Linked DNA regions of Homo sapiens: region 2 is linked to region 1. A link is a loop called in an ENCODE intact Hi-C map of the cell type or tissue named here. Cell type or tissue: HCT116. All regions are shown on one strand. Links, peaks and the distances in the headings refer to the core of each region. The heading gives the core; the rest is flanking DNA. Region 1 overlaps OMA1 (OMA1 zinc metallopeptidase). Region 2 holds the start of LOC124904191 (a long non-coding RNA gene).

Region 1 (15,646 bases), core at 2,681-10,680:
CCAGGGTACATGTGCAGATGTGCAGGTTTGTTACATTAATAAATATGTGTCACAGTGGTTTGCTGCACAGATCAACTCATCACCTAGGTATTAAGCCCAGCATCCATTAGCTATTCTTCCTGATGTTCTCCTTCCCCCTGCATTTTCTGCCTGTATTGAGATGATTATATGATTTTTCTCCTTTAATCTGTTATTGGGCAAATTACATTAATTTTTTTTAAAGTTAAGTTGCATTTTTGGGGAAATATACCTAATTTTGTCAATTATCCCTTAATATATTGCTAGAATTGGTTTAATGCTTAGTTTAGAATGTTTATCCTATGTTCAAAGGAGATAGTCGCCTAGAATTTTCTTTTCTTGTAATGTCCTGTCAGGTTTTGGAATCAAAGTTATGCTGGCCTCATAAAATTGATCAGGGAAGTGTTCTTCATTTTCTCTTCTCCAGAAGAGTTTTTGTAAGATTAGCTATATTTATTTTTTAAACGTTTGGAGAATTCCTGGGTAAAGCCATATGGGCCTGAAGATTTCTTCATGAGTTTGTCTTTAATTATGGATTCAGTCTCTTTAATAGATATAGAACTATTCAGATTTTTCTATTTCTTGTTTCAGTTTTTGTAGTTTTTCTAGGAATTTTTGTTTAATTTTCAAAATCATTGGCATGAAGTTGTTTTAATATACTCTTATTATATTTTAATGTCTGAAGGATACCTGTTATTTTACATGTATCTTTTAAATGTCCCCTTTGTTAATATTGGTGCTCTTTGTCTTGTCTTTTTTTTGCTAGATTTTATCACTTTCATCAATCTTTTCAAAACCATCTTTTGGGTTTGCTTATTGTCTCTATTATATAATTGTTTTCTGTTATGTCAGTTACCATTTTTTTTCATTATTTTATTCTGCATTCATTTTTTGGGTTTCATATGTGGTTCTTTCCCTAACTTAAGATGAATACTACTATCATTTATTTTAAACTCTTTTTTTTTTCTAGTACATACATTTAAGGCCGTACATTTTCCTCTGAGAGCATCTTTACTTGTCATGTTGCAAGGGTTGATATGTTATTTTTTCTTCAGTTTAAAATGTATTCTTGTTTTCGCTGTGGTTTCTTCTTTGACCCATGGGTTATTTAGAAGTATATTGCTTAGTTTTTGAACATTTGATGATTTTAAAGTTACCTTTTGTTTTCGATTTCTAGCTTAGTTACACTCTGATTGGATAATATACTGAATGACTGGAATCCTTTGAAAAGGGTTGGGTCTTGCTTTGTGGCTCAGGATGTGATCAATTTTGTCAAAATGACGTGCACTTGAAAGTGGATCCTGCCATTGCGGGTGGTGTTCTGTGGATGTCAGTTTTGCCAAGTGTGTCAATTTTGTTGTTTCAGATCTTCTATATTCTTGCTGATTTTTTTTCCTTTTTTTTGTAGTTATCAAGAGAGGTTTGGTAATATTTCATTATGGTTGTAGATTTTTCTTTTTTCCTTTTAGGGCTATTAATTTTTGCCGTGTACATCTTAAAAGTATCTTTAATATACATACTTGTTAGATTGTTAGATTTTCCTAGTGGATTGGTCCTTTTCTTGCAATAAAATCACTGTCTCTAGTAATACTTCTTGCCTAATGTCCACTTTTTCCTTTTAGTATTGTTATTTCAGCTTTCTTTCAGTTAGTGCTTGCATGGTAAATCTTTAATATTCTGATTTTCAAACCTCCTGTGTTCTTGTGTGTGTAGCCCTTGTAAACAGAACATTGCTGTTGTTTTTATCTTTGCCCTTTTTTGGGGAAAAGTTAGTCTATTTGTTTAATTTGCATTTCTTATTTGTAATTATTTATATAATGTGGAACATTTTTATGTGTCTATTGGCACTTCATTTATATTCCTTTGTGAATTATCTTCTCAGATATTTTTCCCATTTTCAAATTGGGCAAGGAAGTTTGTGTTCTTATTCTTGAGTTGTAGGAGTTTTTCACATAAGTGCTAGGTGCAAGTTCTTTGTCAGATATGTGTCTTGCAAGTGTTTTCTTTCATTCTGTGGCTTGCTCTTTTATTTTTTATTTTTTTCAACGTTTAGGTTCCAGGGTACACGTGCAGGTCTGTTACGTGGGTAAATTGCACGTTGCTAAGATTTGGTGTACAAATGATCCTCTCCCCGAGGTAGTGAGCATGGTACCCAAAAGGTGGTTTTTCAACCCTTGCTCCCCTCCTTCCCCCTTCCCTCTGGTAGTTGCCAGTGTCTGTTGTTCCCATCTTTGTGTCCATGTGTAGTCAATGTTTAGCTCCCCCTTATGAGTGAGAACATGCAATAGGCTAATCACTTAACCTCTGACTGTCCATGTATCAGAATGTGTTTTCCACTACCTATCTTGAAGTTCATTAATCTTATTTTTAGCTGTATTTGTTCTACATTAAATTCGTATTTGAGTTTTAAATTTCAGTTACTTTGTCTTTTCATTCCAGAATATCCCTTTGATGCTCTTTTATAAATTTCACTTCTCTGGTGAAATTCTCCATTTTGTCATATGTTTCTTTGTTTATATTTTCTTGAATATGTTAATCATATATTTTTTTAAAAATTCATGTTTCTTAACTCTAATCTCTGTATTATAGCTGGGTCCGTTTCTGTTGTCTGTTTTTGGCTTTGGTCTTGTTTGTTGGCATCGTTGCTTATTTTTGATTGAATGCTGGATGTTTCATATAAACAGTTCTGTTGGCTCTGAATGATATATTTTTTTTTTCCATCAGAGGTATTCTCTGTGCTAAGTGGTCACTTAGAGCATAGCAGATCTCTTCACTCATTCAGAGCCTGAGGTGAGTTTGCATAGGCTGGGATGATGAGCTCTACTGTAAGATTGTAGGACAGCGATCTAGCTCTTTCTTTGGGGAAGCTTCCCATAGAATATATATTGGCCTTTCCTCTGTGGTCATTCACGTGTCTGCAGATGAATCCTGTAAAAACTGGCTGTTGGATGTACCCCATTTACCCTGATGTGATTACTATACATTTCATGCCTCTATCAAAATATCTCATGTAACCCCTAAATATATAACCTACCAAGTGCCCACAAAAATAAAAAACAAGTAAACTGGTTTGTCAGTGTTTGAGGATTGGCAGTGGAAAAGGGAGTAGGGTTTTCCCATTCATTGTGGAGACTTTTAAAAATTCTCTGTTATGACCCTTATACCTCAACCTTTCTTTCTTGGAAGTCAAATACTAAACCTTTCTGGGGTCTCTGCAGTGTGGGGTAATCAATCAATTGCCAAAGAAGCGAGCAATAAGTGTAGAGATAATGCATGAACTCTGGAACCATACTGCCAAGTTTGAGAATCTGCTTTCCCAGAGAGAGTACTAGCTGTGTGATTATGATCAAGTTATTTATCCTTTTTGTGCCTCAACTTTTCTCATCTGTAGGATAGGAACAGTATTGGACCTATCTCATACACTTAATATAATTAAAATTCTTAGAGCTCGTGTCTTTTAATCATTTATCTTAAAAGGACTGTCTGCTATCTCCTCTTCTTTATTTCACAGATACATTATCTCAAACCCAGTATGTTCAATATTAAATTCTTAATTTCTCCCTACATGTGTTTTTCTTCTGGTCTCCCTTTTCCCAATGAATATACTACCCTCTATTCAGTTGCTTTTGGAAAAAAAACCCTGGAGTCCTCCAGGGTTTATAGATAAAGATATTCGTTCTTTATCATTTACTCTTAATTTTTTCACCAAGTCCTGGCAGTTCTATCTATAAAATATATCTCAGTATGTTCCCATCTCCAGTACTAGCATCTTTTACCTAAACTTCTGTAGCAGGCTCATGATAGCTTTCATTGACTCCAGTCCTACTCCCCTCCATTCCATTCTCCACCCTGCCACAAGTAAGAAACAGATCCAGTAAGCTATGATGATATTCTCTTTTCTTTTTTCTTTTCTTTTCTTCCCTTCTCTTCTCTTCCCTTCCCTTCTCTTCTCTTCTCTTCTCTTCTCTTCTCTTCTCTTCTCTTCTCTTCTCTTCTCTTCTCTTCTCTTCTCTTCTCCTCTCCTCTCTCCTCTCCCCTCTCCCCTCTCCCCTCTCCCCTCTCCCCTCTCCCCTCTCCCCTCTCCCCTCTCCCCTCTCCTCTTTTCTTTCTGACAGAATTTCACTTTTGTTGCCCAGGCTGGAGTGCAATGGCGCGATCTCAGCTCACAGCAACCACCACCTCCTGTGTTCAAGCGATTCTCCTGCCTCAGCCTCCTGAGTAGCTGGGATTACAGGCATGTGCCACCATGCCTAGCTAATTTTGTATTTTTAGTTGAGACGGGGTTTCTCCATGTTGGGCAGGCTGGTCTCGAACTCCCAACCTCAGGTGACCCACCCACTTTGGCCTCCTAAAGTGCTGGGATTACAGGTGTGAGCCACTGTGCCCGGCCTGATACTCACTTTCTTAAGATAAGGCTTTAAGAAGACATTGACCAGAATTTTCCTCCAGACTTTTCCCTTTCTCACCTGACCAATCCCCTACTTTGGATTGACATTTAACATTAATACAATCAGAAGACAGTTTGATCTTACAGACCTAGGTGCTAGCTCTTCTCTGATCCATTATGATGATTTTCATTTATTAATTGAATGTAATTAACTTCCAGATTATAGGGATACATAATATCTTCATGACATTAGAATTCAAGAGACAGAAATTTAATAAATAATTTTAACAAAGTTTGAAGTATTATGAATTGGAGATACAGGAAACATTCATTCCATGGGAGAATGTAGCAGAGATGTAACTTGAGGGATCTCTCAAGTTACATCAAATTACATAGGAAAACTTAGTCTTGGGATTAGACTGAGAAAGAAATAGATAAAATGGAGATCTGAAAGATAAATAGTAATTATCCTGATGAAGATGTTGATAGGTGTAGTGTTTGGCATGGTGTGTTCAAAGGCAAGAGAAACAATGGCTTATTCCAGGAATTGAAAATTTGTTGTGGTTAAAATGTCAACAGAATTCAAGAGCACCAATGGCAACAGATAAAACTGAAGGATAGGCAGAAACTTCTTTATTAGCAATTTTAAGGATTTTACACCTTGTCTAGCATAGGGGTCAGGACTTTGGGTTCAGTAGTCCAGATGTGTGTTTGAGCTCTTGTCTCCTCCACATGACTGTAGCAAATCACTTAACCTCTTCAAATCTGTTTTGTAGTCTGACTAGTGAGAATCATGATAGTACTTCCATCAAAGAGTTATTTTGGGTATCCTGGACTTGATTCTTATTTGTGGCTTGTATCCTTTTTTTGGACCTTGATGCATCAGACTCCCTTGACTTCTTGCCATTGTAGCATTCAAATCATGTCAACATAATCCTCCTTTTCCTAATTCTCTCCTTCCTAGGCAACCTTCTGATTACAGCCTGGCTTCCTCTGTAGCATGCCTAAAAGGGAGAGAAAGTCCTGACCCAAGGACATAGATGCATGTGCTCTTGCTGGTTTGGGCAGCTGTAGTTATCTCTGTAAATTAAGAAGTTGGCATTCTGATTTTATGTCAATCTTGTGAGCTTGGTTACTGGGAACTATTTCTGAGAGATGGTTCTATTGGTCATATGCAGTCCCATTGGATTTATGAGGTTTCAACGTGCAAAATTCACAAAAACGATGTTACTCATGAAGCCTCTTTCAAAGTAGGCAGCCCACTTTCCCTAGGGTTCTCTGCTGCTCCTCTGCTACTGGCTATGAGTGATTTTATTGTGCAAATTTATGTTTTTATAGGAGTTCTTTTAATTTTTCATTTGGAAGGCATTTGTCGTTATATAAATTATCAGAATGATTAATATAGAATTAATAATCACTGGTAAGACCAACATGTAAATTAAGCATAGAATAACAAGCTGTTCAGTCTTCAGCTGACAAAAGAGGTCCTGTTAAGTATTTGATCTTTTGGGGTATGAATATTCATTTGTCACTGTAAAGAGCTTTTGACACTTTGCAGTCATTATAGAAATGACTTTTTAAAAATTTCACAAGCAACTAAACTATCAGTTTTAATTTTTTCGTAACAGTTTCTTAAGTTTGGAAAAGAAAACTGATATTCTTTTAGTGGTTCTGAACTGGGCTAGCCTTCTAGGATGACATGGTGTATGATTGTTTTTGATTGTCATAGTTATTGGGGAAGTGGGGGGAATTATTGATGTTTAATGTGAGGGAAAAGGGGATAATAAATATCCTATAGTGGCCTGGAAAGCACTCACTGGGAGTAATCCCCAAAGCCTGTTAAGTGGCCCTTTTGGGAAACGTGGCCTGCTAGTTTCCTCAAGTAACCTGAGATAACTGTGCCAATAGCACCATCTAGTGAGGGCATTAGGTAATAAGCAAAATCTATTTTTCATCACAGAAATGAGAAAATTTCAAATTCTAAACTTTATTTAAAATAGTACCTTGTAGAATCATAGACTTTTAGAGCAGGAAAGAAAATTGGAGCTAATTTAATCTACCTTCTCATTTTACAGATAAGAAAACCAGAGTCTAAAGATGTAAAGTGATTTATCTAATAACCTATACCTAGTTAGTAGGAAGACCCTTAGTTCTTATTTTTCAGGTTAGTATTCTGAGCTTTCATCACAGCAAAGTATCTTTGCGTTTTATTTGGGTTACTGTTTTAGGTTCTTTGCTTAATGATTCTTTTAAGAAAGAAAAGAATCAGTAAGTAAGGAGACCATCTTATTTAATAGGTATGTTGTAAAGTAACTTTCATAATGCATACATTATTTGGAACTTAATTTTATCACCCAGAAAAATGAGACAGGCTTGTGTGTATTCATCTGATTTTTCATTGCTATGATTTCAGCTGTTGAGTCTTATGATAAAACTTTACCTAAGATAGAGGGAAAAAAGTAACATGAAAATTTATTAAAACTTAATTTATTATATTGATTGGTGAAATGACCTGCTGGCAATCAAAAGATGCAGAAAATTGAGCAAAAAATTAAGATTAAATGACCAACATATGTCTTTCATTTTTATGTTGGAGCACATGAAGTATTTTTGATAAGTTTTCTCTTGGTGTGAGGGATTGGCAAATGCTGAGAATGGCTTAGCTGAAATTATCTCAAGATTATGTTGCATTTAGTTGGAAAAGAGCAATTTTAAATTATTTCCTGGAAAAATGTTGTTTAGAGAATAAGTGGGTTACAAAATAAAATGAGCTTTAAGAAGTGATGCCATCAGCAATATTGGAAAATGATGAACCTGTGGAGGTATGTGAGACTGAAATGAACTAGTTTCTGGTAGATGATGACAATGATGATTGTAGTGTATAATAATCAATAACATTTTTAATGTGCTGGGCACTGTCCTGAGTGTATTACATGTATTTATTCTTTTGATCTTCATAACAACCCTGTGAGGTATAGGTAAACCTGAGGGATGGAGGAGTTAAGTAACTTGGCAAAGCTCTCATAGACAGTAAGGTTTCCCTCTCCCAAAGTGGAGGTACATTCATTTCTGAAAGGGAACTTTCCATCTTATATTTGCCTGCTGGAAACAATTTTGGTTTTCTGCAGTATTGCTTCTAAAATAATGATCATTTTTATATCTGTTTTGGTCCCTTTACATCTTATAACAGCCTCAGTGTATTTTTCTAGCTGTAGGAGCCCAGCTCCCCCTGCCACAATCCTTTGTAGTATTGTCTCAGATGATTATTTTACCTATCACATGTCTATGTGGAATACAGGAGAGGATGCTACAATGACTGGGACAAGTGTAGGGTGTTAATGGTTTCCTAAAAAAAGATTCAGATTCATTCAGTGTCAGGATTTACCTTTGGAAGGGGGTGATGGCTAACAGGAGCTTTGTTGGAGTGTCTAGTGAATACAGACAGCAAAATTCAGAGATACTTTTCATCTTTGCATTTCTAATGAAAACGTTGGCTACAGGTAACGGTACAGTTAGGCTTTTACTTGGTCTAGATCTATTTATACATATTTCTCTAGTATTGTTTTGGCATTGGGAAATGGTGAAATTATAAGAACAATTTTTATACTGCTGTATTCTTTATGAATATCATATCCCACTGAATTTATAATTTAATAGTAGCAAATTCTTTCTCAATATGTTCCTTAATGCATATTCATATACATTTATATTCTCTGGATTGTACTAGAACCTTCTTGTAAATTCATGACATCATCACTTAGGACCAAACATAGCATTTTGCAATTACCATAGGCCTCCAGTTGCTCACCAGGGGAAAGGAAGGTAGAAATAGTGTCCACTATGTTCTGAGTCCTGGAATGGCTGCTTTGCAAGAATTATCACATTTTAACTTGACAATTCACTGCTTTAATTTAGTTTTACAGATGCATCTGAGACTCCTAGAGACTAAATTATTGACCCAGGGGCAAAAACTCTGTCACCAGACTACTTGTGTTCAAATTATGGCTCTGTCACTTACTAGCTGTTTGAGCTTTGTCAAGTTATGTAGTCACCATGGATCTTGGTTTCTTCATCTAATCTGTAAAGTGAGGGTCATAACAGTACTTACCACATGAAGTTGTTATGAGGATTAAATGAGTTAATATAATGTGTTAATATTTGTAATACACTTAAAACAATGCCTGGCATGTGGTGTCATATAAGTGACTGTTAATAAATAAAATAATCAGTATTTTGAACCCAGATATTTCTGATTCTAAAACCTGTAGTCTCTCCATTATCTTAGTTTACAGTCTCAAAAAATATTCTAGGACCAAAGTATTTCACTGACACATATTTTCTTATGTTTCTCTGGCCAGCGGTAGCCATTATTAGTTCTGTTTTTAAGAAGGAAAGGTTACCTAGAGTCTAATTCTTTCTTCGTGTACTTACAGTTGCTTAATAAGTTATTTAGTTCAGTTCAATAATTTTATTGAAGCAATGAGTTAGACTGAATTAGTTGCTGTATTAGTCCATTTTCACAGTGCTGTAAAGAAATACCCAAGACTGGGTAATTTATAAAGGAAAGAGGTTTAATTGACTCACAGTTCTCCATGGCTGGGGAGGCCTCAGGAAACTTATAATCATGGTGGAAGGGGAAGCAGGTATGTCTTACATAGCAGAAGAGAGGAAGAGTGTGTAAGAGCAGGGAAAACTGCCTTTTAAAACCATCAGATCCCATGAGAACTCACTCAGTATCACGAGAACAGCATGGGGGAACTGCTGTCATGATCCAGTCACCTCCTACCAAGTCCCTCCCTCGACACATGGGGATTACAGTTTGGATGACAGTTGTTGACGAGATTTGGGTGGGGACACAGCCAAACCATATCAGTTGCTTAATAAGTTCTTAGTTTTCTATAATACTTTTCTTGAAGCAAAAGAATTAGACTTGTGATAAACTGAGTATTTATTTTAAAAATGCCTTTATTTTGGTCTATCGTTACTTTTTTTCTCTTTTTTAGTAAGTACATTTAACATGAGATCTACCCTCTTAAATTTATAATTTTACAACACATACTTAACTATAGGCACATGCTGTATATCAGATCTCTAGATCTTATTCATTTTGCAGAACTGAGACTTTATATCCATTGAATAGCAACTCCTCATTTCCTCCTACTTCCACTCCCTGACAAACACTATTCTATTCTCTACTTCTACAAGCTTGCTACTTTAGATACATACCACATGTAAGTGGAATCGTCTCGTATTTGTCCATTTGTGACTGGCTTATTTCACTTAGCTTAATGTCCTCAAGGTTTATCCGTATTGTTGCATATGACAGGATTTCCTTTTTTAAGGCCAAATAATATTTTGATGTATGTTTATACCACATTTTCTTAATCTGTTCATTCGCTGATGAACATTCAGGTTGTTTCCACATCTTGGCTATTGTGAATAATGCTGCAATGAATGTGGAGTGCAAATCCCTTTGAGATCCTGATTTCAACTCTTGGATAAATATCCAGAAGTAGGATTTCTGAATCATAATGATAGTACTTTTTAAAAATTTTTTGAGTAATCTTCATATTGTTTTTCATAAAGTCCACACCATTTTATGTTCTCACTGACAGTGTACAAGAGTTCCAGTTTCTTCACATCCTTGCCAACACTTAGATGTCTCTTTTTTTCAATGATAGATAACCTAACAGGTGTAAGGTAATATTTCATTGTGATTCCAGTTTGCATTGCCCTGATGATTAGTGATATTGAACATTTTTTCTAATACTTGTTACCTACTTTTGAATGTCTTTTTTGAAGAAATGTCTATTGAGATCCTTTGCCTATTTTTTAAATTGGGTTTTTTGCTATTGAGTTGTAGAAATTCTTTATATATTTTAGAAATTAACTGTTTATCAGTTATTTGGTATACAAATGGTTTTTCCCATTCTGTAGATTGCCTTTCACTCTGTTTCCTTAGCTGTGCAGAGCTTTTTGGTAGTTCCACCTGTCTATTTTTGCCTTTTGTTTCCCGTGCTTTTGGTGTCATATTCACAAAATCATTGCCAAGACCAAAGTCATGAAACTTTTCCCTTATATTTTCTTCTAGGAGTTTTATAGTTTTAGGTCTTACGTTTAAATCTTTAATCCATTTTTAGTTGGTTTTTGTGTGTAGCGTAAGATAAGGGTCCAGTTTCATTCTTTTGCATGTGAATATTCAGTTTTTCTAGCACCATTTGTTGAAGAGACTGCTCTTTCCTCATTGTGGGGTTTGTGTGTGTGTGTGTGTTCGTTTTTGAGACAGGGTCTTGCTCTGTTACCCAGGCTAGAGTGCAGTGATGTGATCACAGCTTACTCTAGCCTCGACTTCCCAGGCTCAGGTGATCCTCCCACCTCAGCCTCTTGGTGCACAGGTGTGTACCATCACACCTGCCTAATTTTTTGTAGAGATGGTTTCACCATGTTGCCCAGGTTGGTCTTGGACTCCTGGTCTCAAGCAATCCATGTGCCTCAGCCTCCCAAACTGCTGGGATCACAGATATGAACCACCATACCTGGCCTCCCATTGTATATTTTTGGTACCCTCATCAAAGATCTGTATTTGTGTGGGCTTAATTTTGGGCTCTCTCTTCTGTTCCATTCATTTAACGGTTATCTTTCTGCTAATACTATACTGTTTTAATTACTGTAGCTTTGTAATATATTTTGAAATCAGGAAGCATGATGCCTCTAGTCTTACTCTTTTTCAAGATTGCTTTGGCGATTTGGGGTTAGTTGTGGTTCCATGTGAATTTTAGGATCGTTTTTTCTGTTTCTATAAGAAAAGTGCCAATGGGATTTTCATAGAGATCTCATTGAATCTGTAGATCACCTTGGGTGGTATGGATATTTTAACGATATTAAGTCTTACAATCCATGAACATGGGATGTCTTTCCATTTATTTGAGTTGTCTTTAATTTCTTTCATCAGTTTTTTTTTAGATACTTTTTAGTGTAGAAGGCTTTCACCTCCTTAGTTTGGTTTAATAAGTATTTTATTCTTTTTAATTTTCCTGTAAGTGGAATTGTTTCTTAATTTCCTGTTTGGATAGTTTGTTGTTAGTGTGTAGAACATAACTGACTTTTGTATGCTGATTTTTGTATACTAACTTTACTGAATTTATTTATTAGTTCTAGCAGGGTTTTTTTTTGTGTGTGTGGAGTCTTTAGTTTTCTACTTATAAGATCATATCATCTGCAAATCATTTTACTTCTTTCTTTCTGATTTAAATGCCTTTTATTTCTTTCTCTTGCCTCATTGCCCTGGCTAGGACTCCCAGTGCTGTATTGAAGAGAAGTGGCAAGATTGGTCATTCTTGCCTTGTTCCTAGACTTAGAGGAAAAAATTTTTGTTTTTCACCATGAAGTGTGATGCTAGTTGTGGGCTTTTCATATATAGCTATAATTATGTCGAGATAATTTTTTTCTATTTCTAGTGTTTGAGAGTTTTTATTATGAAAGGATGTTTAATTTTGTCAAGTGCTTTTTCTGCATCTATTGAGATGATCATGTGTTTTTTTATTCTGTTAATGTGGTATATCACATTAATTGATTTTTGTGTGTTGAACCATTCTTGATTACCAGGAAGAAATCCTCCTTGGTCATGAGGTGTGATCCTTTTAATATGATCTTGAATTTGGCTTGCTAGTATTTTGTTAAGAATTTTTGTATTTATGTTCATCAGGGATATTGGCCCGTAATTTTTTTTTGTAGTGTCTTTGGCATAGGTATCAGGGTAATGGCTGGCCTCATAAAATGAGTTTGGAAGTGTTTTCTCCTCCTCAATTTTTTGGAAGACTTTGAGAGTCATTGACATTAATTCTTTAAATGTTTTTGGTGGCATTCACCAGTGAGGTCATCTGGTTCTGGGCTTTTCTTTGTTGGGAGGTTTTTTATAATTGACTCAATCTCATTAGTTATAGATTTGTTCATATTTCCTATTTCTTTTTCAGTCTTAGTGGGTTGTATATTTCTTGGAGTTTATCCATTTCTTCTAGGTTATCCAGTTTGTGGGCATATAATTGTTCAGAGTAGTCTCTTATGATCCTTTGTATGGTATCAGTTACAATGGTATGCTGTAATGTGTCCTCTTTTGTTTCTGATTTTGTTCACTTAAGTCTTTTTTTTTCTTACTCTAACGACTTGTCAGTTTTGTAAATCTTTCCCCAAAAAGCTCTTAGTTTTAATTTTTTTCTATTTTTTTATTCTCTGTTTTCTTTATTTATGCTCTAATCTTTATTATTTCCCTCCTTCTGTAAACTTTGGGCTTAGTCCTTTTTTTTTTTTCTTTTTTGGTAGATCTTACAGGTATAAAGTTAGTTTATTTGCTTGCTTTCTTCTTTTTTTTTTTAATGTAGGTGTTTATCATTATAAACCATCCTCTTAGAACTGCCTTTGCTGTATCCCATCAGTTTTGTTATATTGTGTTTTCATTTTCATTTGTCTCAAAATCATTTTCTTTTTGGTTTTTTTTTCCTTGACCCATAGGCTGTTCAGGAGTATGTTGTTTAGGAGTGTGCTTCAGAATTTCTGTTTAGTACTTTTTTACATTTTCTGTGTCTTTGTTGAAATTCTCACTTTGTTCGTACATTGTTCTGACCTCTTTGAGTGTCTTTATGATGGTTATTTTGAATTCTCTTGTTAGATAAGTAATATATTTCTCTTTCATTAGGGTCAGTTTCTGAAGATTTATCTTCATCCTTTGGTACATATTTCTCTGTTTATTTTTTTCACTCTTATTGTTGATATCTACACATTAGGAAAAAACAGCAACCTCTTAGCCTTTACAGACTGTCTTTGTACAGGAGAAGATCTTCACCAGTCAGCACAGCAGAGATTCCCAGAACCTCTCAAACCTTCATGCTAGTCCAAAGTGCTGTCTTTGTTCTTAGTGGTGCCTAGGTGTCTAGGGTCCTGTCTGGTCCATCTGGTCCATATGCTGGGTCCTATCAGTGCTACAAGACAGATGAGACAGAAGCCAGTCCCTTGGACAGCCCTCAGAAATGTTAGAATGTTGGACACGTGATCTACCTCTTTCCCGAGCCCTGCCCCAGGAGAAGCTGGGCTCTGGAGTTTCTCTCCAACTCATTTCATGCTGAGCTTCAGGGAGTGGTCATGGCAACTGCTTGTGTGCTTGTTCAAACTTCTGTCACATTATCACTGGCCCCTAGATATCTAGGGCGTTTTAGATTCCATCAGTGCTACAAGGCTGGCAAGACAGAAGCCAGTTCCTAGGGCAGCTCTTAGAAAAGTTGGAATGTTAGATACACAAGCCAAGTTTTTCCTTCCCCAAGGAGTGGTGGGGAGCTGCAGGTGTTCTTATGATCATATGGTGCTGTATTGGGGGTACATAATTGCTCTCGCAGATTATGGCAAGAGGGTGTCTCCAGTCTTCTACCAGGTTTGATGTTGTTCATTTCGTACTTGTGCAGGTGCAGAAGCATTGCACCTAGTTTCAGGATTTCTCACAAAGGGAATTCGTATATTATCGTTGAATCAGTGTGTTCATGTGGGGAAGGAGGGTTTAGGGCGTCCTATTCTTCCATCTTGCTGATGTCAACCTGTTACTTATTTTTCCTAAATTGGAAAAATGTAAATAAAATACTCATTTTGGAAACAAAATTATCTGACTTTAGTGGCTCTTTGAACTGGGTTTGAGAAGTACAGACAAACTCAACACTCTTATCTTAACATTAAAGTAGATATCTCAAGTCCCCTTTTAATACTTTTAGCTTGGAATACTTTCTAGTCTGTAGGGATAATTAATTTCTTTTTCTATTTCTGCATATCAAATATTGCTTTAAAGATTCCCTTCAGCTGTGTTACTTAGAGATTGAATAGGGAAATATTTTGTCTTTTGATTAACAGTTTTAGGCTAAAAAAATTAGATAAGTATGCCTTTGGTTTGTGTAGCAGACAAACTTCATGTTAGATAATTCGTGAATTTGTAGTCCATTCAAATGTTTATCTTCCAGTTTTCAGAGGGGTTTTTTGTTTGTGTTAGAATTCTTTCAAGTCATTTTATATTTTTATGAATTATTTGAGAAGAATACTTGTTAATCTCAGCCTGTATTTTTATTGTGAATGTGATTACCTATTATTGAGGGGCATAGTCCTCTGGGTGTTTCTAATTCAGCATCAAATAATTATTTCTTTATAGATACATATGTTACATACATATTTTACACATAAGCACACACACATCTTGCATATATAGATATGTATTTATATGTGTATAAACATGAATAATATTTATGTTTGTTATATACATTTATCTTGTATATTCCTGTTTATATACATATAAACATGTATATCCATATCTGTGCAGTAGTGTATAAAGTACCTTGAATTCTTTTCAACTTAGAATACTCAGAGGTCTTAAGGAATTATATTTCTTTAAATATTGAATAAGATTTACTTGAATTTAAAATTTTTTATTTTGCTAACATTTGGAAATGCTTTAATGGTATTTGTTAAGAAATGATGTAGCATGGTTGTTGACTAGCATGCAGTGTTCTATTAATATATTTGCCTTTTGGGGTTTCACAATTACACTATTATAAATCTTTTTGAGAGTACATTTTAGTCAGTATAGTATATATATTTTTTCTTAGTTTTAATCAAAAATAAAATCATTGGGAAATATAACCACTTGTTTTCCAGTTACTTATTATAGAAAGAATAAGTTAAGAAATGTGAATAAATTGAACAAATTAATAAAATATTTGTTAATAATCCACCTTATGGAGGATTTAAAAATAATTTTAATTATAAAATAATGTATTTTAATATAGTTCAGAAATAAAAGTGTTGCTCCCTCTCCACTATCAGATACCTCAGGTACATTCTTAGGGTAGTTAACAGCTTCTTAAATAGCTTCTCAGATATGTTCTGTGCATATACAAGTATATACGTATGAGTATGTATATGAGTGTATGATGGAATTGTACATACACAAGATCTACATATATTCTTTTAAAAAGTACTAATGTACTTTTATATTGTACTTTTATAAGGTATTGTGTTTTATAAGGTATATGAATTAAATATATTGTCCATATACATTGAGAAAATTGGGTAAATTGATGTGCATAATAAACATGTCATCTCTTTATGTTTATTTGAAGTTTTTTTCTGATTGTTCTAGTGGCATAGAAGTAAAGTTTCTTTAATACAGTTTAATAACATTATATTTTAAAACTTTATGAAAACAGAATTTTT
Region 2 (15,646 bases), core at 4,034-12,033, 220 kb before region 1:
TATTTTTATTTATTCATTTATTTTTTTTTTTTTGAGACAGAGTCTTGCTCTTGTTGCCCAGGGTAGAGTGCAATGGCACAATCTCGGGTCACTGCAAGCTCCGCCTCCCTTCCACCTCCCGGGTTCAAGTGATTCTCCTGCCTCAGCCTCCCGAGTAGCTGGGATTACAGGCATGCACCACCACACCAGGCTAATTTTGTATTTTTAGTAGAGATGGGGTTTCTCCATGTTGGTCAGGCTGGTCTCGAACTCCCGACCTCAGGTGATCCACCTGCCTCTGCCTCCCAAAGTGCTGGGATTACAGGTGGCTCACACCTCCCCCAGCAAAAGCCTCTAGCCCCTGGGCTCCCCAGGCGGCTCCCCTTCCAAGCTCCCACTGGGCCCGACCCTGTTTAGCTTCCTGGACTGGGCCCAGGCGCCCTCAGGCTGCTATGGTGCCAGGGGCTAGTTTATTTGTGTAGAGACGGGGCTCACTCTATTTCCCAGGCTGTTCTCCGACTCTTGGCCTCAAGTGATCCTCCTGCCTCAGCCTCCCATAGTGTTTGGATTATATGGGTGAGCCACTTTGCCCAACCCACTCTTGGCCTCAAGTGATCCTCCTCCCTCAGCCTCCCATAGTGTTTGGATTATACGGGTGAGCCACTTTGCCCAACCCAAGAAAGATATTTTCAACTTCTTTCAGAAAATTGCCAATTCTACCAAAATAACACTTCAGTATCCTGGCATGGGGACAAAATAAAAAAGGGAGCTCACTTGTTAACAACCAGAGTTCCTAAGACTTACAGGTTTGGGATATCAACTCTTTCTCCATCCAGGTATTCATTCATTTATTCTACAAATATTTTAAAGGCTTACTAGTGATCTGTTCATTAATTGACTATTACTGAGTGTCTACTGTATTCCAGGGCTGGGCTTTGGGAATAAATGGTGAAAAAGACCCAATTCCTGCCCTCATGGTGCACACAGTCTAATGAATAGATAGATCTGTTAGTAGTTTTTTATGATTCTTTTTCTTTTTATAATTTTCTTGTAAACACAGTGTCTTGCTATGTTGCCCAGGCTGGTCTCTGATTCCTGGCCTCAAGTAATCCTCCTACCTCAGACTGCTAGGATTACAGGTGTGAGCTACTGTGCCTGGCCATGATTCTTGTGATAAGATCTATGTCCTGGAAATAAAGGTAGTGTATTTTAATAGCTTTTTCATTCTCTTGGCAAATGGGATAGAAAAACTATTTTGCCCTCACTTTTAGGTTAAAGAGTTACAAACCAAGGTCAATGAAAGATCAATCAGAAATGAAGATGATGTAGCTTTGAAATGTTAACAGAAGACTATATGATTCTGGTTGCAAAATATTGGTGGATCAGACAGGGTCCTGATAGGAAACCTATGGAACACCCATATTAGGATAATTCTAAGAAAGTTTATTACAAAGGGAGTGTTTACAAGGATGTGGGTGGGATGCAGGTGACTCATAAGGGCTGTGCAGGAACCCAGGGCTAGCAGCAGTGGTGCTAACATTCAAAAGAATTACAGAGGGAATTGGCTATGGGAACCTAGAAGGGAAGAGTAGTGTCGAGAAGATCAGCATAAGAGGAAGAGTGACTGACAGTTGACGGTCACAGCCAGACCAGCATGACCATACAAAGAAGATGTCAGGGGAATCAAACCCTGCCTTCACTCACCTGCCTCCCAAATTTTTTCCATCTTGGAGGTCAGGGAAGGCTTCCTACAGGAGATGGCACCTGAGCCGGCTCTTGACAGATGAATGGGAGTTCGTTAGGTGATGAAGAAAGTGAAAAAAAGTTCCAGGCAGAAAAAAAAAAAAATAGGCCAAAGTAAGAAGGTGAGAGGTTCAGAGGCAGACTGAAAATAAATCCTAAAGGACTTATATGTCATGCTTAAAAGTTTGGTCTTTGTACCCAGGGCACTGGGGAGCCATTGCATAGGTGACTGCCATGATCATATTTGCATCTCTTATAGAAGACCCCTTTCTCTGTTGCATAGAGGATGAATTACAGAGAGGTGGATAGTGGACAAGAAGAGACAGGCTGATGCAACAAGCAGCAGATAAAGGGTGAGAGCCTGGGCCAGGATCATTCTGGTGGACATGGAGAGAAGGGGGAGGTTTCGAGGTACACTTAGGAAGTAGCAATCATAGCTGAATGAATGGAAAAAGAGTCCACTGGGGAGGGAGGCATCTAGGCTGATTCTCAGGATTCTGGCTAGAGTGTCAGTGGATGACAGTATTTTCCAGGACTAAAAACAAAACAAGAGCAATAGGTTTGGAGAAGGAAAAGAGATGTCTTTGGTCTAAGGCATATTGAGTTTCATATGCCTGCAGAAACTCTAGGTGGAGTTGTCTAGTGTTACTTGGTTACGACTCTCAAGTTCAGCAGAGGGAGAAAGAGCCAGGCTAAGAGAGAGATGTGGGACACATGAACGCAGTGGTGATAAGGCCGTGGGGATGCGCAAGAGGAGCCAGGAAAAGCCCAGGGAGAGAGAAGGGAGAGGGCATACCTGCTTTGTCACTGCCACACCCTCATCTGTAGGATGAAATGGGAGTGCCTCCTTCACCCGGTGGTTGTGATCATGTAAAGAGGAGATGTGTGTTAAAGAGCCTTGTGTATGACAGATACTAACAAGTATTTGCATAAGCAGAGAAAAGATATAAAAGCCAAGGAATTAGATTTTATACTGTGTTCAAAGAACAAAACAGCAGCTGCTTTATATTTAATGAACAACACAGTATCATATCTGTGCTACTATGTTTTTTCTAACAGATTTGTCTTTCCTTGCTCCTTGGACTGTAAGGGGATAAGAGCTATAACCCACAGTTGTTTGTATTTTGCGTACATTTAAGTACTCATAGCATATATTAGGTATCTACTAAATATATAAACATGGTTGATTGATTGTCTAATAGCAAAAAAATTTTTTTTTTTAGAAAGACTCCAAGCTGGATATATAGTTCCAATTACTCCAGCACTTCTCTATAAATGACAAACCACTTGCTCTCTCCGGGTCCTGTTGCTCCCCCACTGGAGAACTGTGATTAATGTCCCTTCCCTGTTTGAGAGTGGTGGTCCAAAGATTAATGAAGTCAGAATCCCTTGGAGATAACATGAGTAAGAAATGGGCTGTATTGTTGTCCTGTTGTAATGAATTTGAAAATTATCCTATATTGTCCAAATGGCAACTGACTCATCAAAAGTGGGTGTTTGGAAGTGATAAATGGAAAGTCTGAGGATTTTCTCATTAATTAACTTGGCTGTGAAAATAAGCACTGGCCCACATTCCCAGTGAAATAAAAACAGACCAAAAGGTAACCAAAAAGCCAGGCTAGTATGGAGTGGCGTAAATTCTGCCCTGGGCATAGACTCAGACTTTTGGCAGTCAAGTAATAATTTTATATAGGTAATATATCACTTTCTATTATATGTTTTCCAAATTTTCTATAATGAGCACATGCTCTTTTATAATAAAAGTTAATTTTTAAAAATATTATTAACATAAAAAATATTCATCATACATTTATAACATAAGATAATATAATAGAGATTAAGTAAATTCTGTATTTATTTTTTCCTATGTTTTTGAGTCTGCTTTATCAAAATTCCATCATGTTATTTGCCCTTTATTCTATTACCAAATAAATCAAAGGTCTTTAGCTGTAAGCAACAGAAATTACATCTGATGAATATATACCAGAAAGGAAACATGCTGGGAATATATGGGGGAATTCAAAAGTTCAAAAGGAAAGCTGGGAGCCAAGCTTAGGAAGCCGGGAGGAGGACAGAAGTGGTTCTAGGGGTTCCACAGGAACTATGAGCAGGCTAATCCGGTTGCCCTTTTGACAACCCATGAGTTCAAACCATCCACCCTAATTCCTGTCCAACTAGGGAAGGAAGATCTGGCCAGCCCAGTGAGGACCATATTTCTGCCTATGGCTAGGGGACAGTAGGGCACCTTGCTAACTGTTTCATCCAGACTGTATCCAAATGACTTTGGTTGTTCACCCAAGGGAGTTTTAATCTTAATCCCAAAAGAAATGAAATGGATGTTGGACAAACAAAAACAGATGCCCACCACATTAGGTAATAGTTTCCCCCCTGTGACTTCTTAAAAGTATAATTTACATATAAACAATAATGTTTCAAACTGACCACTTGGTCTATTGGGGAACTGCTCTGATTGTTAGGAAACCCTTCTGCAATTGTTGATTCCATTTCTATCCCTCCATAGCAAAAGAAGGGTCAGGATGGTGGTGGAGTAAAAGAAGGGTCAGGATGGTGGTGGAGTTGGAAACAGTATTGTTTGAGGACCAGTTGAGAAAGCTGCATGATGGAGCAGCTTGAAGGTGAGAAGGAGACTCAAGGTGAAGTGAGCTCTCATCACCATGCTTCCAAAGGGCAGCCAGCCATGTAGCAAAGGAATGAGCGTTGTTCTTTCTTTCCCTAGAGGCTACAATTAGGACCAATGGGTGGAACTTCAAGGGAGGCAAATGCAAATGTAATCTCAAGGAATGGTAGAACTTTTCAACAGAGTTGCCCCACTCTGGAGAGTTGGAAGTCCCCATCTCAAAAGGTAGGCAAAGAGGAATTTCAGCATGGATGGGGTTGGGTTATACTTGTATGATCTCTAAGGGTTCTTTGGATCTTGAGATTCTATTATCCTATGAGCCTTTATTCTTTGCAAGCCTAAAGTATGTCAGGCTGAAGAGGGTTCCTTGCTTTTCTCAGCCTCTGGGTCACACCCATGCCTCAGACTCAGCTTCTCTTTTTCATTTCATTTGCTTGAAAACTTGTGTTTGTGGAAGAATTCTCCATGGACTACTTACTGCAGGAGAATACTGGGATTTCCTCAACTGAATATAGCAAGCAGGAGAGGAGAGAAAAAGCATGAACAGTGGATTAGTAGTAAGAATTCTTGACCAGCCTGGCCAACATGGTGAAACCCTATCTCTATTAAAAATACAAAAAATTAACTGGGCGTGGTGGCGTGCACCTGTAATTCCAGCTACTTGGGAGGCTGAGGCAGGAGAATTGCTTGAAGCTGGGAGGCAGAGGTTGCAGTGAACCGAGATCGCACCACTGCACTCCAGCCTGGGTGACAGAGTGAGACTCCATCTCAAAAAAAAAAAAAAAAGAATTCTTGAGTTTAAATCCCAGCTCTGCCACTTACACACTGTGAGATCTTAGGCAAGTCCACTTGGGTCTTGTAATTCTTATTCCATTCATATGTAAAAAGTACAATAACAATAATAATAAAACTAATAACCTGCCTTACAGGTTGATAAACATATGTAACACCTGGTTTTCATTGGGTCCTAATTATTTACTAGATTATTTACATGCATTATTTACAAGCATTATTTCATTTAATTCTTCTAACAACCACATAATGCATATATTCTATCATTTCTATCTCACAGATGAGAAAACTGAGGTTTAGAGAGATGAAAGCATTTGCCTAAGTGTCAGAGCTAAAAGAAAAATCAACAGAGTCGGCCGGGCACGGTGGCTTAGCCCTGTAATCTCAGCACTTTGGTAGGCCAAGGCGGGTGTATCACCTGAGGTCAGGAATTCAAGACCAGCCTGGCCAACATGGTGAAACCCCATCTCTACTAAAAATACAAAAATTAGCTGGGCGTGGCAGCAGGCACCTGTAATCCCAGCTACTCAGGAGGCTGAGGCAGGAGAATCGCTTGAACCCCAGAGGAGGAGGTTGCAGTGACCCTAGATCGCGCCTTTGCATTCCAGCGTGGGAGACAGAGGGAGTCTCCATCTCAAAAAAAAAAAAAAAAAAAAATCAATAGAGTCTAACTGATTACTTTCTAATGCCAGACCACAGTTGTCAGAATTACATGAGCTGGCACATATTATACCGAACTTAACAGAGGGTCTGGCACATAATAGGGACTCAGTAAATTCTAGTTCTCTTCTACTCATCGTGCTTGCCACTTCAATTTTCTATTGAATAAAAACTCCAGTTAACCAACATTCATCTTTACATGTTGTGCCCCGGTGTCGCCTTCATCCTCAGGCTGGTCACAAGATGGCGGCAGCAGTTCCACATGTCAAATCAAAACACCACACAATGGTCTTCTTCCTCTTTTTCAAGAGCAAGAAAACTTTTCCTAGAGGCCTCCTTTCACATCTTATATAACGGAGTTCGGTCCACAGTCTCGTTCCTAAACCAATCACTGACAAAAGAGGATTGACTGAATAACTGTTGGGCCAATCAGATTCACCCCTGGAGGTGGTCAGCTTCCAAAATCTGCCTTCTGCTTAGATGGAAAAAGGAGCTAACAGATGCCGGTTAGGCTACCAACTGTCTCCCCTACACCCCTATTTTCCTGAAAAAGAAATAGAAGGTCAGAGGAATTTCATTAATATGTCCAGACTCAAAGGGCAGGAGTGGGGTTGCAGCAAAGGAAGCGTGTGGCCAACGTGGCTCCTAGGAAAGCAAACGGCTTTAGGCTGTGTCATGGTAGGAAGAGGATTTATGACAGTGGTTCCCAGCTGTGCTGCACTAATGACCAGACACCACCCCTGGGGATTCTGATTTACTTGTTCTAGGAGGAGCCTGGGCACCAAGGATTTTAAACGCTGCCCAGGATATTTTAATGTGCAGCCGAGATATGCAGCACAGGCTTAGGTGGAGAGCTGTTGGAATGTGGAGGCCTCAGGGCCAAAGGCACAGAGTCTCCACAGGATAACAAGAAGCCTGTCTCCTTTTTCTCCCCAATAATTGCTGCCATTTATTTAGGATCCTCATGTTTCAGGCATAGCTGTACCCCCAAACATTCTACATCTAGTAGGCAGTCAATAAGCAAATGAATCACAAATGCTTTTCTTATCGAATAGAAAATTTTTACACAAGCTCCACAAAGTAATAATGCTTCCACTTTACAGATGAGGAAACCAAGGCCCAGAATTTTTTTTTTTTTTTTTTGAGGCAGAGTCTCGCTCAGTCGCCCAGGCTGGAGTGCAGTGGCTCGATCTCCGCTCACTGCAAGCTCCGCCTCCTGTGTTCACGCCATTCTCCTGCCTCAGCCTCCCGAGTAGCTGGGACTACAGGCCCCCGCCACCACGCCCAGCTAATTTTTTTTTGTATTTTTTTAGTAGAGACGGGGTTTCATTTCACCGTGTTAGCCAGGATGGTCTCGATTTCCTGACCTCGTGATCCACCCTCCTCAGCCTCCCAAAGTGCTGGGATTACAGGCGTGAGCCACCACGCCCGGCTGGCCCAGAAATTTTAAGAAAGTAAGTCTCTCTGACTGTGCTCTCCAAGTTCTGTCCATCAGCCCAAGAAATCAGGATCTGAGAAGCAAAACTAGCCCTAGGAAAGCAGGAGTAGCCAAGAAAAAGGCCCTAGAAGAACTAGTAGAGGGCCCCCTCTCCCCTTCTTTCTGTTCCCCGACCCCACCCCCCACTCCCAACCACCACCACCACCAAAGCCTCTCCTTGCATTTTACACTGTCTGGGACCTCTTTGTGGCCCTCCCACCTGCCTGGGAACACTGGCCTCTTAGGGTAAAGGAGGAAAGGACTGAAGCTTTCTGACAGAGGCACAGGCAGGAGTCAGGATCAATTCTTAATTTTGAGAAACCCCAGAGGTGGGAAAGGACCGTGACCCCGTAGGTTGGGAGGCCTGGGAATGAGACCTGGTCTCAGCGCCTCACTTGTGGTGTGACCTTGAGCAAGGCCCTTCCTATTTCTGGCCTCCAGTGTCTTCATCTGTAACATGAAGAAGTTGGACCAGAATCTACAGGTCATAAACTCAAGTGCTTTTAGGTCCAGGTAATTGATGTATACTAATGGGGCAGCCTGGATGAGAAGTCACTGTTGGGGAACTAGTGTGCATATGTCCTGTCCACAAGGGTGTAAATTTATTGAATCCCAGCCAGTTGTCACCATAGAGGCATGTTGGCTCAGCATTGTGAAAGCTTCAGATTTATTTTTTTTTTAATATGCTAAGAAATCTATATGTTGTGTGCACCCTCCTGGTTAATGTTAGTCTGATAACAATAATAATAAACTTCTGCAAGGCAAACAAAATATGAATGTGGGCTGAATTTCACCTGCAGGCAGTTTCTTTGTGATCTGCAGGCTAAGTGATCTGTAAGGCCCTAACTCTCATATTCTGTGATTTCTAAATAAGGAGATACCTGACCGTATATGGCAGAGGGCAAAAATCAGCATTTCTGCACTAACTGAAAATTCTTTTCATGAAGTAAACCCAAACGGCATTGTCCTCATTAATAATTCTTAATACTTGGGTCTGAATTTATTTATGAGGCTCTGCAAAAATTACCTCAAAATCTGAGGATCACAGTTTAGAAAACTAAGGCACCCTCTTTATAGAGAAATAGTGCCCTCTGCTGGAAGAGTGTTACAGGAAACACCTTTGGCGTTGAGTTAATTTAATACTTGGAAAGAGTGGATTTGTTTGTTTCCACTTGAAATAGATTTAATGAAGAATAATAAATAAAATAGAAAAGCATATTTATGAATGGTTTGATGCATGTTAGGCAGAAATTGGGCTTTCATGTATCCATTTGGGAGTAATTACTCTTAATCTATTAAAAAAATGTCCAAGATTAGAGAAAGGAAGAAAACATTTGTTACATTAACTGACAGCAATCTGGAATGGCAGACACAGACACAGAGAGGAAATTGAAATCTATGTCTCCAGACTTTGCTCTGGAAAATCGGAGCCTTTATAATAATGTATTGCAAGTTTATAGGCTTTATCAGTTACTTTCACTGCAACCTTTTAATAAATCTTCCCAGTGACTATCCAAGACAGATATTATTATTATCTCCATTTGACAGATAAAATAAATGAAGCCCAGAGAGTTTGAGTGACGAGCTGGAGATTCCTGCACAATGAAATGCCAGAAATAAGCTTAGGTAATTTCTCTATTTGTAAAAAATGGATAAAAACAGTACTCTACTTGCAACAAGCGTTAACTGAGAACATATTTGTGAGACATTTAGCACAGTGTTTAGCCCAGAGTGAACCTGGGACTCCATAGTAGCTACTGCTACCAGCCCAATGCCCATATCCAGGTCTTTTGACTCCTTACCCTTGCCTTTGCCACAACATTGGGCAGAGTCTTGAATGGTCAAAAAGGAACACCATGCTGCTGGGATTGATAGCAGTGGCCCCAACCCCTAAAAATATAGTCCAGATTTTTTAACCATTAGTGGCTTTGATAATGGCTCTTAAGATCTTGAGTTGCCTCATTAAAATAGGTTGTTCTAAATAAGGGAAGTTATGGTTCCTGTGAATCGTGCACCCCACACCACACCAGGACTATTGTGTAAGTTCCTGAAATCCACATTTAACACGGACATGCTGGGGAATATCTAAAACAAGTGCTGACAGGTCCAGGAGCCACATCAGAACTGTTGAAGGAACTGGGGATATTTGGCCAGGAGAGGAGAAGACTCAGGAGTGAATTTATTCTCTCACTCTTTCACTTGTTCATTCATCCTACAACATGTCCTAAGTGCTTACTCTGTACGTGGCACCATATTGAGTGCTGAGGATACAGCAAAACAGACCTAAGGGCTGGTCTCATGAAACCTAATCTAGTGAGGTCAGAATAGTAGGGGTTGTCACGTGCAAAGTTAGCTTTGTTCTGGGTGAGTCCATATAGCCGGACCGGGGCCATCTGAAAAGTAGATTTGGGCAGAACTTTTAAACTGGCTGGAGGGATCTGGCTCAACTGTGAGGACTACTTATTGCTGAGAGCATGCAAGATGAGTCTAGGAACCTGTGGAAGCTTTAGAAGGAATTCAAGGTGGGGTGGAGTGGGTGGGATTTGGCCGTCTTAGTTTCCTCGCAGCCTAGACACTGTGGATGCATCGGCTTTGCCCACTCCGCTCTGGGAAGCCCTCTGAAGCTGCGACTTGTGCTTTCACTCTGAGACGGGAATCACAAGGACCTAATGCCCCTTGGTCTTTGGCTTCCTTTCTTAAGCCTTTGTCTTCTTGGTGGTTTGGTGATACTGTGGCCTTTTCTCTTCTGGTCACAGCTAAACAGTGTCCCATAACCACAGAACATAAAGGAATTGGCAGCAAAAATCTTTAGGACAGGACATGGATTTTTCAAAAATACATAAAAAATAAATTCATCTTCATTATCAATAAACTAGGTGCAAAAATTAATCAATAGGAATGAGAGGGGAAAATCACCTAAAGATAACAACTGCCCACAATATTTCCTTCCATTTTTTTCCTTCTGTTTAGGATTTTATTTTTTTTATTTATTCATTTTATTTATTTATTTTTGAGACAGAGTCTCGTCGCTCTGCCACCCAGGCTGGAGTGCAGTGCTGCAATCTTAGCTCACTGCAACCTCCACCTCCCAGATTCAAGCAATTCTCCTGCCTCAGCCTCCCGAGTAGCTGGGATTACAGGCACGCCCCCACGCCCGACTCATTTTTGTGTTTTTAGTAGAGACAGGGTTTCACCATGTTGGCCAGGCTGGTCTCAAACTCCTGATCTCGTGATCCTCCTGCTTCGGCCACCCAAAGTGCTGGGATTACAGGCATGAGCCACTGTGCTCAGCCTATTTTATTTTTTAAGTGCATATGATCACACCAAATCCTACTATTTCACTTAGGATTATTCACACAAAATATTTCTGTAAAGTGACAAGTTCTTCATTACAATCTTATATAATTAGGTTGGTGCAAAAGCAATTGTGATCTTTGCCATTATTTTTAATATTTATTCATTTAATAGTCATTTATTTAATATGCATTTATGTAAAGTATTTGCTAATACTTTTAATAAATTATGTAATTATGTTATTATATAATATTGTTTTGAGTTAATACACCATAGTTTACTTGTCCATTCTCCTATCATTGGCCATTTCCAATTTTTGATATTATAAACCATGCCCAGATCTAAGACATTCTATGACTATCTGAAATGTGAAGAAATATTTGTGTACAAAGAAGTTTGTTGTGGTTTTTCATTTCCTATTGTCTCTCCTCTTCCCCACCCCTCGCACATAACAAACATATATACACCCCTAACTACTTGCTCTTTGCTGAACAAGCCAAAGTCTCCAGACATGGCCCATGCTGTTCCCTTTTCTAGAATACCCACGACCCACTACCCTTCATAACACACTTACTCATTCTTTAAGATCAAGCTCAAATGTCATCTGCTTTGCAAAGCCTCCTTCACAGCTCCCTAAGGTCCCTTTTCTCCGTTCCACCACGCTTCTGTCTTAACACTCTGTTGACTGAGTAAATGAGATGTTTGATCAGCTACTTAGAAAGTTAATTAATTGTCACACTGCTGGCCAATTTCTATAAGGGAAGTGGCCTAGCATCAAGCCAGAGAAGTCTCTCACATTTGTATGCATGTGTGTGTGCAAAAGCATTCTTCCTTCCTATCTATTCTGGATTAACTGGGTGTGTTCTTATGAGATGCTGACACTGCAGTGTGGTGAAAGGATCCTTGGTCTTTTCCCGGTTTGAATCCTTCCTCCCACTTTCTTCCAACACACCCTGAAGAAAAACCATGTATCAGACACAAAGTTGGGCTCTGGAAGTGCAAAAGCAAACAAGATGTGGTCTCTGCTCTTAAGAAACCTAGAGTTTAGTGGAGAAAACAAATGCATAGATGTAAAAATGCATAGAATCTGCATAGGTACTATTATAGAAATCCATATGGGCTATGGTTTTGGGAAAATAAAGAAGGAAATGGCTCTGTGGGGAGGGAGAAGATTGGCATTGGGTGAAGAGCGAGAAGAACTAACGTCGATTTGAAGATCAATAGATGTTCCCTGAGTGGACCAAAAAAGAAAGTGCATATGCAACCAGATAGAGCACAAAGAGATCTGCTTCTAGATCTGACCTAGGTTCCCACTACTGATGGATGATATGAGGCTTAAATTAAACAAGATAACATGTGTGAAGTGCTTTGTGCCATGACTGGGCCTCAGCATGAGCCTAGCATAGGGCAACTGTGCCAGATTGTCTCTTGCAACTCAGTACCATTTTTGCCCTTAGAAACCTAATAACTAAGTCTTGCAAAATCCCTATTCCCAGAATATGTTAGTTTGCTAGGGCTGCCATAACAGAGTGCCACAAACTGGGTGGCTTAAACAATAGAAACTTATTGTCTCACAGTCCTGTAGGCTGAAAATCCAAGATCAAGGTGTTGAAAGCGGTGGTTTCTGAAGTCTCTCCTTGACTTGTGGATGGTCATCTCATCTCCATGTCTTCATGTGGTCTTCTCTCTGTGCCTATCTGTGTCCTAAACTCCTCTTTTTATAAGGACATCAGTCATATTAGAGTAGGGCCCACCCACATAACCTCATTTTACCTTAACCCCTTTTTAAAAAGATTAAGGTAAATCTGCAAATACAATCACATTCTAAGGTACTGGGGGGTATGAACTTCAACATGTGAACTTGAGGGGACACCATTCAGCCCATATCACAAAGTTTCAGGGCTTAGAGCCATACATGCAATATTTGAAAGGCAAAAGAGACTCAAAAGCCAGTATTTTGGTTTTCAGCTGGTGGCAGATGTGAAGTTTTTCTGGAGCTGTACCTTCCAGCCACGCTCTTGAACATAACCCATTTAGCTGCTGCAGACAGCCCAAAGCATTAGCAGCAGCTTCCTGCCATGGCTGCGCTTCCTGACGTCCTGAACACTGGCAGTTGGCTCGCCTAACCTTTGTTCTGCCGGTTCTTCTAATGGTTTTGTAAGCTTCTAATTTCCTGTATAAAATTTATTCCTGTTTGAGATACCTACAGTGGTTTTCATTTTTTACTAAACCTTGGAGACTATAGTAGTTATTATTACTATTTTCTTTTTTTGAGATGGAGTTTCGCTCTTGTTGCCCAGGCTGGAGTGCAATAGTGCGATCTCAGCTCACTGCAACTTCCACCTCCTGGGTTCAAGCAATTCTCCTGCCTCAGCCTCCCAAGTAGCTAGGATTACTGGCATGTGCCACCATGCACGGCTAATTTTGTATTTTTAGTAGAGATGGGGTTTTTCCATGTTGGTCAGGCTGGTCTCGAACTCCTGACCTCAGGTGATCCACCCAACTCGGCCTCCCAAAGTGCTGGGATTACAGGCGTGAGCCACCGTGCCCGGCAGTAGTTACTATTTTAAGTGGTGATATGGTTTGGATCTCTGTTCCTGCCCAAATCTCGTGCTGAATAGCAATCCTCAGTGTTGGAGGTGGTTGGATCATGGGGGTGAAATTCTCATGAATGGTTTAGCACCATCCTCCCTTGGTACTGTGTAGTGAGCCAGTGAGTTATCATGGGATCTGGTTGTGTAATGGTGTGTAGCACCTCTCCCCTCTCTCTCTTGCTCCTTCTCTGACCATGTAAGACATCCCTGCTTCCCTTTCACCTTCGACCATGATTAAAAGTTTCCTGAGGCCTCCCTGGAAACTGAGCAGATGCCAGCATCATGCTTCCTTTACAGCCTGTGAAACCATGAGCCAATTAAACCCTCTTTTCCTTATAAATTACCCAGTCTCAGGTATTTCTTTATAGCAATGCAAGAACAAACTAATACAAGTGGTATGGGATGGTTGATGAGTGGAGTCTCCAAGAATCTATTAAAGAGAAGAGGGTGAGTGGCAAGCAGGCCTGAACAGATCTTGGAGAAACTGGGATATGAACTAATGACTTGGCATTTATTCTATGGGCCAAGAAATTATAAACTTTCCCACTGAAACACCTCTTATGGCGGAAAGAGCAAACTTGTGCTGCTAAGGTAATATGTTTGGATCTGTGTTCCCTCTGCAAATCTCATGTTGAGCTGTGATCCCCAATGTTGGAGGTGGAGCCTGGTGGGAGGTGATTGATCATAGGGACAATTTCTCATGAATGTTTTAGTACTGTCCCCTTGGTACTGTCCTCAGGACAGTGAGTGAATTCTCATGAGATCTGGTGGTTTCAAAGTGTGTGGCACCTCCCCCTTCCCTCTCTCTTGCTCCTGCTTTTGCCATGTGAAGTGCCTGCTCCCTCTTTGCCTTCTGCCATGATGAAAATCTCCCTGAGGACTCCCCGGAAGCAGATGCCACCATGCTTCCAGTACAGCCTGCAGAACTGTGAGCCAATTAAACCTCTTTTCTTGTAAATTACCCTGTCTCAGGCATTTCTTTATAGTAATATGAGTATGAACTAATATGCAAGGGTTCTGACACCAACTGCTACAACTAAAAAAAAATTCTTTGAAATATTTCAGCCCATCCAAATTTTTCATCTTGGCTATAATATATTCATTTGTTTTCATGTAAAATGATGTTTTTAGTTACTAGCCATCACGTAAAATTAGCATTTTAAAGTGATATTATGTTTAGCTTATGGCTCTGGGACCTGGTCACATACAACAGTTTGGGGAGCACAACCTGAGACAACATGAAGATATTGAACGGCTTTGAGGAACAAAGTAAAATCCAGAAGTTGCTTTTCTGAATTATCTCTGAGCTGCTGTGTAAAAGCGGGGAGATTTGTTTGAAGGCTACTATAACAATCCAAGCGAAACATGATGAGACACTGAAGGCAGACCCTGGCAGGGAGTATGAGAAGAAAGGAACCAATACAGGGAATGAAGAGAGCTTGGGCAAGTCCCTTCACTCCAGAACTCAGCAGAATAAACAGGTTGAACCATATGACAGACAAGGCCCTCCCCAGCCCAAAGATATTGTCACTTTTCTCTGCTTATCTTTACTTTCCCTTATGCTTGCCTCTTAATCTATTATAAGTATTCATAGTTTATTTCACTCAAAAGCCAGCTAAGGGACTTTAGCTGCTAGTTTTGCCAATGAGACAAAATTGTACAGACTTGTTTGTTTTACCTGTTAATATCCCAAGGAACTGTTGTTCTGCGGGACACTCTTTTTTATTTATTTATTAATTTTTTGAGACGGAGTCTTACTCTGTCGCCCAGTCTGGAGTGCAGTGGCGTGATCTCGGCTCACTGCGAGCTCTGCCTCCCGGGTTCACGACATTCTCCTGCCTCAGCCTCCCGAGTAGCTGGGACTACAGGCGCCCGCCACCACACCTGGCTAATTTTTTGTATTTTTTAGTAGAGACGGGGTTTCACTGTGTTAGCCAGGATGGTCTCAATCTCCTGACCTCATAATCCGCCCACCTCGGCTTCCCAAAGTGCTGGGATTACAGGCGTGAGCCACCGCACCTGGCCTCTCAGACTTGTTTGTTTTAAAGGAGGAGAGGAAGTTCTAGATATAAGCAGAGATTTTTTTTTCTTTTTTTTTTTTTTTTTTGAGACAGTGTCTCACTCTGTCACCCAGGCTGCGGTACAGTGGCACAATCTCGGCTCACTGCAACCTCCGCCTCCCTGGTCCAAGCGATTCTCCTGCCTCCCAAGTAGCTGGAATTACAGGCATGTGCCACTGCACCTGGCTAACTTTTGTATTTTTAGGAGAGACGGGGTTTCACCATGTTGGCCAGACTAGTTTCGAACTCCTGACCTCAAGTGTTCCACCTGCCTTGCCTTCCCAAAGTGCTGGGATTACAGGCACGAGCCACTGAGCCCAGCCTATGCAGTGATATTTTGACATAGGATTTGAGTAATTTCCAATTCCAGTTTTGTAACATGTTACCTGACATGTAAAGGCACTCAATA

What was found. A loop is a pair of places that touch in the nucleus more often than their neighbours do. Peaks named below come from ENCODE experiments on the same cell type or tissue, not always from the same donor. Only the 100,000 strongest peaks of a DNase experiment are listed, where the experiment ranks them.
Region 2: it touches region 1 in a loop (2.9-fold over the local background); 4 of 110 quality-filtered maps call a loop at or near these places.

The regions. Positions count from the first base shown.
Region 1 is chr1:58,506,667-58,522,312 of GRCh38, reverse strand. All of the region lies in intron 7 of OMA1 (OMA1 zinc metallopeptidase), which reads left to right. It also overlaps a transcript of DAB1 not described here. Among named protein-coding and RNA genes, the nearest start is that of OMA1, 32 kb to the left of the region's middle. In HCT116, for the core only: a CTCF peak has its summit at 6,327 (motif pointing left); a DNase peak (open chromatin) is centred at 6,292.
Region 2 is chr1:58,732,780-58,748,425 of GRCh38, reverse strand. The region is part of intron 5 of LOC112268263 (a long non-coding RNA gene); the gene reads right to left. It overlaps LOC124904191 (a long non-coding RNA gene), which reads left to right and starts at 3,043. Exons shown (of 3, transcript XR_007066130.1): 1 at 3,043-3,126; 2 at 4,244-4,358; 3 at 4,460-4,548. In HCT116, for the core only: a CTCF peak has its summit at 8,377 (motif pointing left); a DNase peak (open chromatin) is centred at 8,395.